Regions from separate parts of the Homo sapiens genome. Here region 2 is linked to region 1. The links are chromatin contacts, found by Hi-C or POLR2A ChIA-PET in ENCODE. All regions are on one chromosome and are shown on one strand. Each heading gives the region's core, a stretch centred on a gene start or an enhancer-like site at or near the end of the contact. The rest is flanking DNA. Distances are from core to core; before and after follow the strand shown.

The links. Hi-C counts contacts between places; a loop is a spot of excess contacts on that map. ChIA-PET counts read pairs that join two places held with the same protein, here RNA polymerase II (POLR2A). Pooled maps may share reads with other maps.
Region 2: a loop to region 1 is called in a pooled map, with 2.1 times the contacts of the local background. The contact joins two enhancer-like sites. A Hi-C loop is called at or near these places in 2 of 168 maps with a recorded cell type or tissue (astrocyte of the cerebellum and endothelial cell of hepatic sinusoid) and 1 of 50 pooled maps. POLR2A ChIA-PET finds 5 or more read pairs at or near these places in 2 of 52 experiments (activated CD4-positive, alpha-beta T cell and activated T-cell).

What each region holds. Positions count from the first base shown.
Region 1 is chr10:80,507,171-80,512,438 of GRCh38, forward strand. TSPAN14 (tetraspanin 14) reads left to right here. Exons shown (of 9, transcript NM_030927.4): 4 at 58-204; 5 at 2,131-2,301; 6 at 4,974-5,099. Among named protein-coding and RNA genes, the nearest start is that of TSPAN14-AS1, 26 kb to the right of the region's middle. Within about 2 kb of position 2,716, at least 9 of the 41 ENCODE cell types and tissues checked have a DNase peak (open chromatin) inside an H3K27ac peak, as active enhancers do.
Region 2 is chr10:80,550,995-80,556,747 of GRCh38, forward strand. The region is part of intron 1 of SH2D4B (SH2 domain containing 4B); the gene reads left to right. Among named protein-coding and RNA genes, the nearest start is that of SH2D4B, 16 kb to the left of the region's middle. Within about 2 kb of position 1,282, at least 6 of the 41 ENCODE cell types and tissues checked have a DNase peak (open chromatin) inside an H3K27ac peak, as active enhancers do.

The DNA of each region.
Region 1 (5,268 bases), core at 1,466-3,965:
AGCATCCTTGACTCCCCTTCTGGGCCAGTGCTGCCCTGCTTTCTCTGTCTCTTTCAGGGTGTGCTGTCCGACCTCACCAAAGTGACCCGGATGCATGGAATCGACCCTGTGGTGCTGGTCCTGATGGTGGGCGTGGTGATGTTCACCCTGGGGTTCGCCGGCTGCGTGGGGGCTCTGCGGGAGAATATCTGCTTGCTCAACTTTGTGAGTGGCCACAGAGACAAGAGTGGGATAGGATGCAATGGGGTACAGGCTCTGCTGGGCAGGATTATATGTTACCTGGTCAGAGCAGGTGGCAGCTCTTAGGAGCCTCCCCTAGGCCCCTGCCTGGGAGCAGGAGGCAGCCATTTGCACTCTACTGTCTAGAGAAGCTGGTTCCTCCCAGCAGGAGAATTAGGTACCCTCTGGTTTTTAGCCCTGGGTGGGAGGAGCCAGCTGCCTATAGGCCAGCTCTACTCCCCGCTCCTTTGCCTTTTATCTTCCTTCAGAAATTCTAAAAGAATTGTTTGTCTGCTACTGTCCTTTGCCCTTCCTGGCTAAGATCAAAAGATGTTGCAAGTAACCTTAAATCATTTCCCTCCTCCAAGGATGTGTGAGTCTGTTGGATGTACAAGTCAGAATCCCAAATTTCCTGGCAGAACTGCAGATTACTAAGAGTTTAGTTTTATATTTAGATACAAATTCATGTTTAGATTTATTCAGTTAAATAACACCTGGTGGGGAAAACACATTATCATATTTTGCAGTATATTGTTTGTTGACTTCATTAGATCAAGCTTTCTTTTTCTTGGACATAATTTTAAAAGCAAAACTATGGGCTTTTTGTCCTAATTTTTTCTCTGGAAAAAAAAAAGAAAAGCTATGTTTAGCATCTTGCTTTTATATGAACAGAGATTACGTTTTGGCAGGCCTTGTGTGCATATGTGTGTTTCCTTTTTCTTTTCTTTTCTTTTTTTTTTTTTTGATACCGAGTCTCGCTCTGTTGCCCAGGCTGGAGTGCAGTGGCGTGATCTCGGCTAACTGCAAGCTCCGCCTCCCGGGTTCACACCATTCTCCTGCCTCAGCCTCCCGAGTAGCTGGGACTACAGGCGCCCGCTACCATGCCTGGCTAATTTTTTTTTGTATTTTTAGTAGAGACGGGGTTTCACCGTGTTAGCCAGGATGGTCTCCATCTCCTGACCTTGTGATCCTCTCGCCTCGGCCTCCCAAAGTGCTGGGATTACAGGCGTGAACCACCGCGCCCGGCCGTGTGTATGCTTTTTCTTACTTTGAAAGATTACTCCAAATTGGCCGGTTGTGGCAAGCTGCTTAGTGTCTTATATGGCCAGTGATAATGTCTGTGAGAGCGCAGACTGCAGGCTGGGAGTCTGCCCTGATGGGATGTGGACCTGTGGCTGCACTGGCCCCTTGCAGAATGCCACCACTGCTTGTGGCCTGGGGCAGCTGAGCTTCTGGAGGGGTCTTTATGCTGACGATCATATACTTTCATGCAGAGTTGGTACAGATAACATTGGCACTTCCAGAATTGTAAAGAGCCCTGCAGGGAACTCACATGTCCTGCATGAACTATGTGACCTCAGGCAAGCTATGTACCTCGTGACATAGCCATAGTTTCCTCATCCCTAAAGTGAGGTAACAGATACGTAGGCACTCGATGGTTTTGTGTGTGTAGTGGGGAGTCATCAGATAATGTCTTGGGCACAGTGTCTGTCCTAAAGGAGCCGACACCCCAGGATGCCACCCTGGAGGGTCCAGGTGGAACTGCTGGGGTAGGACAGCCATTCATTCCTGTGATAGGGGTCTCCTCCTTGTCCAGGGAGGAGGGCTGCTTCATAGCAAGTGATTGACACATTGGCTTGGAGCTTTCTCACACTTTTTCACGCATTTGAGTGTTATCAGCAATGCAGTGACATGGGTAGGGATAAATAGCCCCTTTTTACAGATGAAGCGAAGTTGTGCAGAGTCACCCAGCTAACTCTAAGTGTGGGGTTCTGGGGCCCCGATGTGGGACTCTCAGGTGCAGAGCCCACGCTCTGCTGAGGATGGTGGTTCTGGGTCAGGTGGGGTTATGTGTGTGGGGGTGCAGGCTGGTGGGGTGGTGACTTCTGCTCCCGTCCCCTTCCCCTGCAGTTCTGTGGCACCATCGTGCTCATCTTCTTCCTGGAGCTGGCTGTGGCCGTGCTGGCCTTCCTGTTCCAGGACTGGGTGAGGGACCGGTTCCGGGAGTTCTTCGAGAGCAACATCAAGTCCTACCGGGACGATATCGATCTGCAAAACCTCATCGACTCCCTTCAGAAAGCTGTAAGCACCTCCCCAGCGGGCCCCCGATAGAGCATGCACCTCCCTGTGCTGCCTGGAGCTGAGTCTAGCAGGGGCATCAGGCCTTCTCTGTGGGTTGTCTGCCTGCAGCTTGGCAGACAGCAGGGAGGCCGTGGAACAAGCCACTCCACCTCTGGTCTGTTCCACTTTGCCGGCTTGTGGTTGCCTGGTGGGCCAGCCCTTTCCCATTGGGATTGGGCAGGCAAGTCCAGCTGTACCCGAGGCCACCCACCCCCCACGTGCCCGGCCCTCCTCTTTCGGCCCCAGATCTTTCCAATCCTGCCCAATAGCCATACCAGCTGCAATCCTCCTTAGGCGCTGCATACCGTAAGGCACAGCTTCTTCCCCCCGGCTCATGACTCACCATCTGACGCTATTCCTATCCCCTTCCTCCCCGGGACCTTTTCCCCTTCCTCCCTGGGACCTTTTCCCCTTCCTGTTTAAGAAGCCAGGGCTGCCTGGAGGAAGCTTTGTCAGATCTAGTGGAATGTGACCTCCCTGGAATATGTGCCCAGGGGTTTGTCTAAGCAGTTCCAGGCTATGGCCTTTACTCCATCTGGTCCCCATCCCTCTTATCTCTCTCATGTGTGGCTGCACCTGGACGCTTGGACCATAGCTGTCACAGCCCCCTGGGGAGGAACCCACTCCTTGGCCATGTCAGCCTGTGCAATGCAAGGCTCTTGTTTGATCTGTGTGCTGACAGAAAGCCCAGCTTCCTTAAGAACTTTTCATGTGGAACACTTTGGTTTTGAGAAGAAAATAAATCAGAAACCATTAAAAATCTATGATTCACTCTCATTATTAACCAAAACTTGTTCACCTTTATTTCATGTATTATGGGATCCAGCAAAACCCATTTATGGGACCAAAGACCCTGCCTGTATTGTTATTACTAATGTGTATTAGTCTGTGAAAGTCACCAAATCCCCGCCATGTTTTGATGCCTCTCCTTTCTTTTCTGTTCAGTGCCACCGTCCTTTTTTCATTTTCACGTAGCCTTGGCTTGCCTGGTCTCAGCATGCTAGGTTGCGGTTCATCCCTGCATTGCCTTAAAAACATAGTTTTCTGCATTGACTTCTTTTTCTTTTAAAAATAAAACTTCTGGCCGGGCGCGGTGACTCACGCCTGTAATCCCAGCACTTTGGGAGGCTGAGGCGGGTGGATCACAAGGTCAGGAGATCGAGACCATCCTGGCTAACATGGTGAAACCCCATCTCTACTAAAAATACAAAAAATTAGTGGGGTGTGGCGGTGGGCACCTGTAGTCCCAGCTACTCGGGAGGCTGAGGCAGGAGAATGGTGTGAACCCGGGAGGCGGAACTGGCAGTGAGCCGAGATCACGCCACTGCAGTCCAGCCTGGTCAACAGAGCAAGACTCCGTCTCAAAAAAAAGATAAAATAAATAAATTAAAACAAAACAAAACAAAACTTCCCAGGGGAGGGATTCAGTAAATTACAGAGCTTCCTTGGAGTGAAATTTCAGGTAATCACTAAAGCAAGTGGAACCGTGGAGGTGTGGGGGAGACAATTTTACCTGAGAAGTAAGCAAAACAAAATAACCAACCAGAAATCACTGTTGTCATTTGTTGTGATTATTGCCATAACCATGTCAGCTGTAAGGGCAAATGCAAAGAAGTTTTTTAGGGGAAAAGACACTGTCAACTTCACAATGATGCTTTCAGTGTTTGGATTTTACACACTTTTTAGTCAAATAAGGATTTTCTTTGTAGCCACACCAGATGCGAGGAAGGGGAGGGCAGAGGCCCCAGGTGTGGGGCAGAGCTTTGATTGTGTTACCTTTCACCTTCATCGGACCTCTTTTCCTCAGGAGCAGACACTTAGCAGCTGTTTTTTGTAAAGGGGTGAAAAGGGGAATTCACTTGCAAGTTTCTCAGGGAGGAAGAACACTGCACACTAGGAAGTGTTCTCTTGTGGCAAGTAGAGGACCACACCAAGGTGCCGAGGGGGCCACAAAGGAGAGGACGCCACTCTCCTGTCTGAGGAGGCTGGAAGGAGGCGTCTCCTTTGAGGAGGCTGGGAAGAAGAGCAAGCTCCCTGCTAAGGAGGGCCAGGGCTGGGTATGTTGTGCCTGGCAGTGGGGCCAGAGGGCTCCACTGAGCCAGCCATGTGGGTTGGACAGAGGAGGCACCGTGGCCCGGAGATACCTTCACTGCCATTTCCTTTTTGTTATTATTTTCTTTAACACATCAAAAGGGCAGGTCCTCTCTCTCTCTCTCTCTCTCTCTCTCTCTCTCTCTCTCTCTCTCTCTCTCTCTCTCTCTCCCCTTTTTTCTTTCTCTCCTTTTCTCTTTCTCTCTCTCTTTCCTTTCTTTCTTTCTGATTGGGGGTGGGGGTCTTGCTGTGTTGCCCAGACTTGTTTCCAACTCCTGGGCTCAAACCATCTTCCCACCTCAACCTCCCGAGTCACTGAGGTTACAGGCCTGAGCTACTACGCCTAGCTGTTTTCTTCTTAAAGGGCTGCCTGGGTTGCCAGCTTAGCATCTCTGCACATGGGAGGTAGGGGGCGGGCCTTGATTTCTCTGCATGGTAGATGCCGGCAGACTTAGCCTGGCATCACTATGAATGATGCCCTATGCTGGGCAGCCATGGCCCTGTCTTGGAGCCCCTAACAGTTCTGGCTTTTGTGGTTGCAGAACCAGTGCTGTGGCGCATATGGCCCTGAAGACTGGGACCTCAACGTCTACTTCAATTGCAGCGGTGCCAGCTACAGCCGAGAGAAGTGCGGGGTCCCCTTCTCCTGCTGCGTGCCAGATCCTGCGGTGAGTTGGCTTGTGCTGGGGCACAGGGAGCCCGCCCTTCCTGAAGCCCAGAAGCTTTCCTGACTCCTCCAGTGCTCTAGGATACTTCTCTGTCATGGAGGTCTGAGGAGCAGGTGTGCTTTCTCCACACCCTCCTCAAGGCTGCCTCAGCTCTGAAATCCGATATGTG
Region 2 (5,753 bases), core at 32-2,531, 42 kb after region 1:
CTTAGAATAAAGCACAACAAGGAAAAGAAAAAGAAAAAGAAACATGACTTGATTTTTATTTTATTTTATTTTTTTTGAGACGGAGTCTCACTCTGTTGCCCAGGCTGGAGTGTAGTGGCGCGATTTCGGCTCACTGCAAGCTCTACCTCCCGGGCTCACGCCATTCTCCTGCCTCAGCCTCCTGAGTAGCTGGGACTACAGGCACCCTCCACCATGCCCGGCTAATATTTTTTGTATTTTTAGTAGAGATGGGGTTTCACCATGTTAGCCAGGATGGTCTCGATCTCCTGACCTCGTGATCTGCCTGCCTCGGCCTCCCAAAGTGCTGGGATTACAGATGTGAGCCACCGCGCCTGGCCAACATAACTTGATTTTTAAAAATCTTAATAAAAGATGCCAAACTTAAAAAAAGAATGAAACTGGATTTAAATAGAAAAATATTTGCAACATATATAACAGGCAAAGGATTAGTATCCAGAAAATATAATGAAGTGCTCCAAATCAACTAGCAAAAGACAAACAACCAATAGAAAAATGAAGGAAAAAAAATGAACAAGCAATTGCAGGAGGGAAATTTCAAATCACAATGAAGATGCGAAAATACATTCAACTTCACTAATAAACCACTTCCACTCAAATTAAAGCAATCAGATTAGCAAGAGTTAGGAGAGTCTAAGAGTAGCCATGTTAATGAGGACCCAGGGAAAGAGATTCTCTCCCACACTACAAAGAGTGAGACACACAGCGGGACTGAGTGCCTGTCCCTTTCCAATGCTTCTGCAGGTTCCCGAAGAGCTTGGGCAGATGGGGATGGGGTGGTGGTGTCTTAGTCCAGGCTGCTATAAGAAATTATCACACACTGAGTAGTTTAAACAACAAACATTTCTCACAGCCCTGGACTCTGGATGTCTGAGGTCAGGGAGCCAGCATGGTCAGGGGTCTGATGAGAGCCCTCTTCCTGGATGCCAATGGCTGACTTCTGTATCCTTACATGGTGGAAAGAAAGTGTGCTAGCTCTCTGGCCTCTTCTTATAAAGGCACTAATCCCATTCATGAAAGTTCCATTTTGTTGACCTAATTACCTCTTGCCCTAATTACCTTCCAAAGGCCATACCTCCTAATACCATTACACTGGGACTAGGGTTTCAATGTATGAATTGCAGGGGTACACAAACATTCAGAATTTCAGACCATTGTTAGAGAACAGAGGCTCATGCCCAGGGTCACACAGCTGGTCAGTGATCAGTGGACCAGCAGGGAGCCTGAGTTTCGGTGCAGTTTCCCTTTCCTTCCCTTCTCCCAGCTGCTGCCAAAAGCCCAGGGACTGTTTGAACAGGACTGACTTTTGCTCCACTTTGCATGGAGGGAGGTGCCTCTCCTGCGCTACTTCAGGACTCCAGCTGGTGGATGCTGACCTGAGCTGCCCTAGCTTCCTGTCTCTCCCCTGGGATTCTTTTCTGTCCCCTCATTTCAGGATGCTAACGCTGTCCCCTCCCTGCTTCCCCATCTCTGCACCTCCCTGCTTCCACTTCCAGCCTGGAGGACAGCAGGGGCAGCTCGTGAGAAAGGCCACCAGCTGCTTATCTCGGCACTCCCTGTAACCCAATCCCAGCTCTCACTCCAGCTCAGAGGAGCTGGGTGGAAGTAGCAGGTTGTAGGCATCTACCTGTCCCTCTGCTATCTCTCCGAGTGGCTAGCATTACTGCTTTCCAGGTTTTTCTCACCTAAGAATCAGCAAAGCTTCCTATGGTTTTCCCATTTGGAAACAGATTTTGCCTTAGATGTTGGGGTCTAAATTCTTTGGGTTCATTTTCATGTGTATTTACCCCATGTCGTGTTAGAATTACATAACCCTAGGCTTTAGGCATTTCTTTCTCCCCCTCTCTCTCTTTCTTTCTCTCTCTCTCTCTCTCTTGCTCTCTCTCTCTTTCTTTCTTTGAGACGGAGTTTTGCTCTTGCTGCCCAGGCTGGAGTACAATGGCACGATCTTGGCTCACTGCAACCTCTGCCTCCCGGATTCAAGTGATTCTCCTGCTTCAGCCTCCCGAGTAGCTGGGATTACAGGTGCCCGCCACCACACCTGGCTAATTTTTTATATTTTTTAGTAGAGATGGGGTTTCACCATGTTGGCCAGGCAGGTCTTGAACTCCTGACCTCAGGTGATCCACCCACCATGGCCTCCCAAAGTGTTGGGATTACAGGTGTGAGCCACCATGCCTGGCTGGCATCATTTATTTCTATCCTAGTATTTCACTGGTGTGCTTTTTTTCTGGGCACCATGGTGGGATTCTCACCCTCAAAACTGTGAGATGCTAAAGATTTAGGATGTCCTGTCCCTTGTCCCCAGGACATGTGCAGCTCCCTCATTTTACAGATTAAGCGATTTTGATCCCAGAGATTTTAAGGAACAGGACTGACAGCAGGGTCTGGGCTCCTCACTGGCACATTGATTCTGCTGTGTCTCTGTATTGAACAAATTGCAGACAGGGAAGTAGGGGTTGGAGGTGGGGCGTTGTGGATTTCCCAATGACAGTTACACCAAGTCCTGCTACACGTGGGGCATCATGGCCCCGGTGGGAGCTGTTCTTGGGTTTGTTCTTGTTCTAGCAAGAGAGGGTCCAGGCTTCATAGGAGGTGTGTCCTTGAGCTGGGGTAGAGGGGGCGCCATTTCACAGTTACAAGGTTGGAGGGAGTGATGGTGGTGGCTTAGCGTGACCAGCCCCATGTCTGTGTTGCTCATACACAGCAAAGGCAGTGCTGAATACAATATCAAATAGCCTGGCACTATTGGCAGCAGCCCCTGTGCCCACAGAGTGCTGGACTTTTGCCTCCTTTATGCCAGAGGCATGTATGACAGTAAGAGTGTCTGGGTTCCAATTTTGGCTACCCACTTTCTAACTGTGGCTGTTTCCCACTTATTAATTTGGCTTTGGTAAGATACTCATGAGTCTCTGAGCCTAAGTTTCCTCTTACCTAAACTGGAGATGATGATAATAAGTTCTGCATCCCAGATTTGTAAGGAAGACGAAATGATGGTCCCAGTGAAGCAAAGTATGTTGTGAGTACTTGATAAACATTAGCAGAGCACATTCCTCCTGTGCTTAGTGGAGTTCTAGAAGAACTTTTCCAGAAGACTGAAGTTCCAGAAGATTAAAGTTTACAGCTTAGAACAAAAGGCATCTGTGTTAAGAGAACACATCGCTGTTGGGGCAGCCGCTTCCTCGCAGGATTCTCTGAGAGGGGCCGTATCCTCAGCATGGGTCCTGCCTTTAGGAGCTGGTGCTGTAGGCACAGAGGGGGACATCTGCACTGTATCTTGTGGTCCATAGTGTCTCCTGGTTTCTTACTGTTCTGAAGTTCTGATTCAATCTCTTTATAACCAGCTAGCATTACCAAATGTGTCAGTTCAGGTTCTCCAGAGAAACAGAACCAATTGGATGTACGTGTGTGTGTGTGTGTGTGTGCTTACATAATTATTTTAGTTTGTTTTAAGGAATTGGTTCATGTGATTGTGGGGCTTGTCAAGTCTGAAATCTGTAGGACAGCCCAGCAAGGTGGAAACTCAAGCAGCATTTCTATGTTACAGTCTTGAGGCAGAATTTCATCTTGGGGAAATCTCCATTTTTTTGCTCTTAAGGCTTTTAACTGCTTGGGTGAGGCTTACCCACATGTGGAAGGTAATCTGCTTTATCTAAAGTCAACTGATTGAAAATGCTAATAACATCCATAAAATGGCTGGGCGCGGTGGCTTACGCCTGTAATCTCAGCACTTTGGGAGGCCGAGGCGGGTGGATCACAAGGTCAGGAGATCAAGACTATCCTGGCTAACACGGTGAAACCCCGTCTCTACTAAAAATACAAAAAATTAGCCGGGCGTAGTGGTGGGCACCTGTAGTCCCAGCTACTCAGGAGGCTGAGGCAGGAGAATGGCGTGAACCCAGGAGGCGGAGGTTGCAGTGAGCCGAGATTGCGCCACTGCACTCCAGCCTGGGCGACAAGGCGAGTCTCAAAAAAAAAAAAAAAAAAAAAAAAATCCATGAAATAACTTTACAGTAAAACCTAAGCAACTAGGCACTATAACCTACTTAAGTTGACATAAAATTCACCATCACAGCATGTAATTAATTCCACTCATATGTAGCAAGGACCTACTGTGTGCAGTGTGCTTCCGCTATGAGAGATGCCAGGGTTTTGCTCATCAGACTCCTACAATATAGCTGGGTGGCCAGGCTTTTCAATAAGGACATCCTTTAGGAGGATTCTTCCAAATCATCTCCAAGAGAACAAGAACAGCAAGTACGGTCTAGAACCAGGAAGCTGTCTGCAGCCAGAGTTGTTTCTCTCCCCGCCTACTGTTCACATTTCTCTCCCTGCCTACTGTTCACATTTCTCTCTGTGCACTTGCTTCTGCAGACCAGGTTCCAATGCTGTCCATCTGCAAACACAGCCCCCTAATGCTGTCCAGGGTCTGAATCCATGTGGCCTTCCATTTCCAAGATCCATTATTGTCTTTAAACTGAGAGGCTTCATGCCTCTCAGTTTGAATTCCATTCAGTGGGAGTCTGATTGGTCTAGCTCTGGTGCATACCTGTGAGTAAAGAAGCTGAGGTCATGGAGGAGGAGGGGTTGCTGCTGCTTTTCCGTTGAATGTCGTGGGGAAATTGCTAATATCTCTGCTGTGAACCGTTTTGTCCTAGTCGGCCTGAAGCTTTCCTAGTTTTAAAACTGAAAGTCCTGCATCTGAGGAAGGCCCTCAGTTCCAAGCAAACTGGTACTATTGGTCACCCTACCTCTGCTATGTTAAACACACCCACGTGAAAGCTTCAGAAGAAAATGTGGGTTTAAGAACAGGTGGGTTTAAGAACAGGCGTGTTCGTGCCATATTAGTGCAGAGGAGGAAGGTAAGAGAAGGAAAATCTCCCTAGGTTATTTCTGGATGCAGTGACCTTGCAGCTGGGTTGTGAAGGAAACCCAGGTAAGACGATGTGATGAACATTTATGGCTTGGGCTTTCCAGCATTGTTAAGTGGAAAGTGCCTTTTTATTTGCAGGGAAATCTGAGTATATATACATATATGACCTTTCTCACTCCTTGACAGCTACAATGTGGACGTATATATGGTGCAAATTAAGAGTCAAGTTCTTTTTTTTTTTGCACATGAATGTCTAATTTTTCTAGTACTATTTGTTGAAAAAAATCCTTTCTCCATTGCATTATCTTGGCACTGTTGAAAAGCAATTGACCATGTACGTGTGGGACTATTTCAGGACTCTCCATACTATTTCATTGATTGTGTATGTCTACTCTTGCACAAATACCACATTGGCTGTTGCTTTATGATAAATCTTCAAACAGTACCTTTATAGTAAATCTTAAAACAAATTGCATGAGTCATTCAGCTTTGTTCTTTTCAACATTGTTTTGACTATTCTAGGTCCTTTGCTTTTACACATAAGTTAGAATTAGCTTGTCAATTCTGTAAAAAGCTTTCTGGGAATCTGTAGATCAACCTGGGATGAATTGGCACATTAACACTATTGAGTTTTTCAATCCATGAAAAAGGTGTATTGCTCCATTTATTTAGGTCGTCAATTTCTTTCAGCAATGTTTTGTAGATTAGATCACACATTTTGTTAATATCTCTTAGTATTTCATGTTTTCTGATGCTATTGTAAATGGCACCTTAAAATTTAACTTTTAATTATTTGTTGCTAAAATACAGAAATACAATGGATTTTTGTGTATTAACCTTA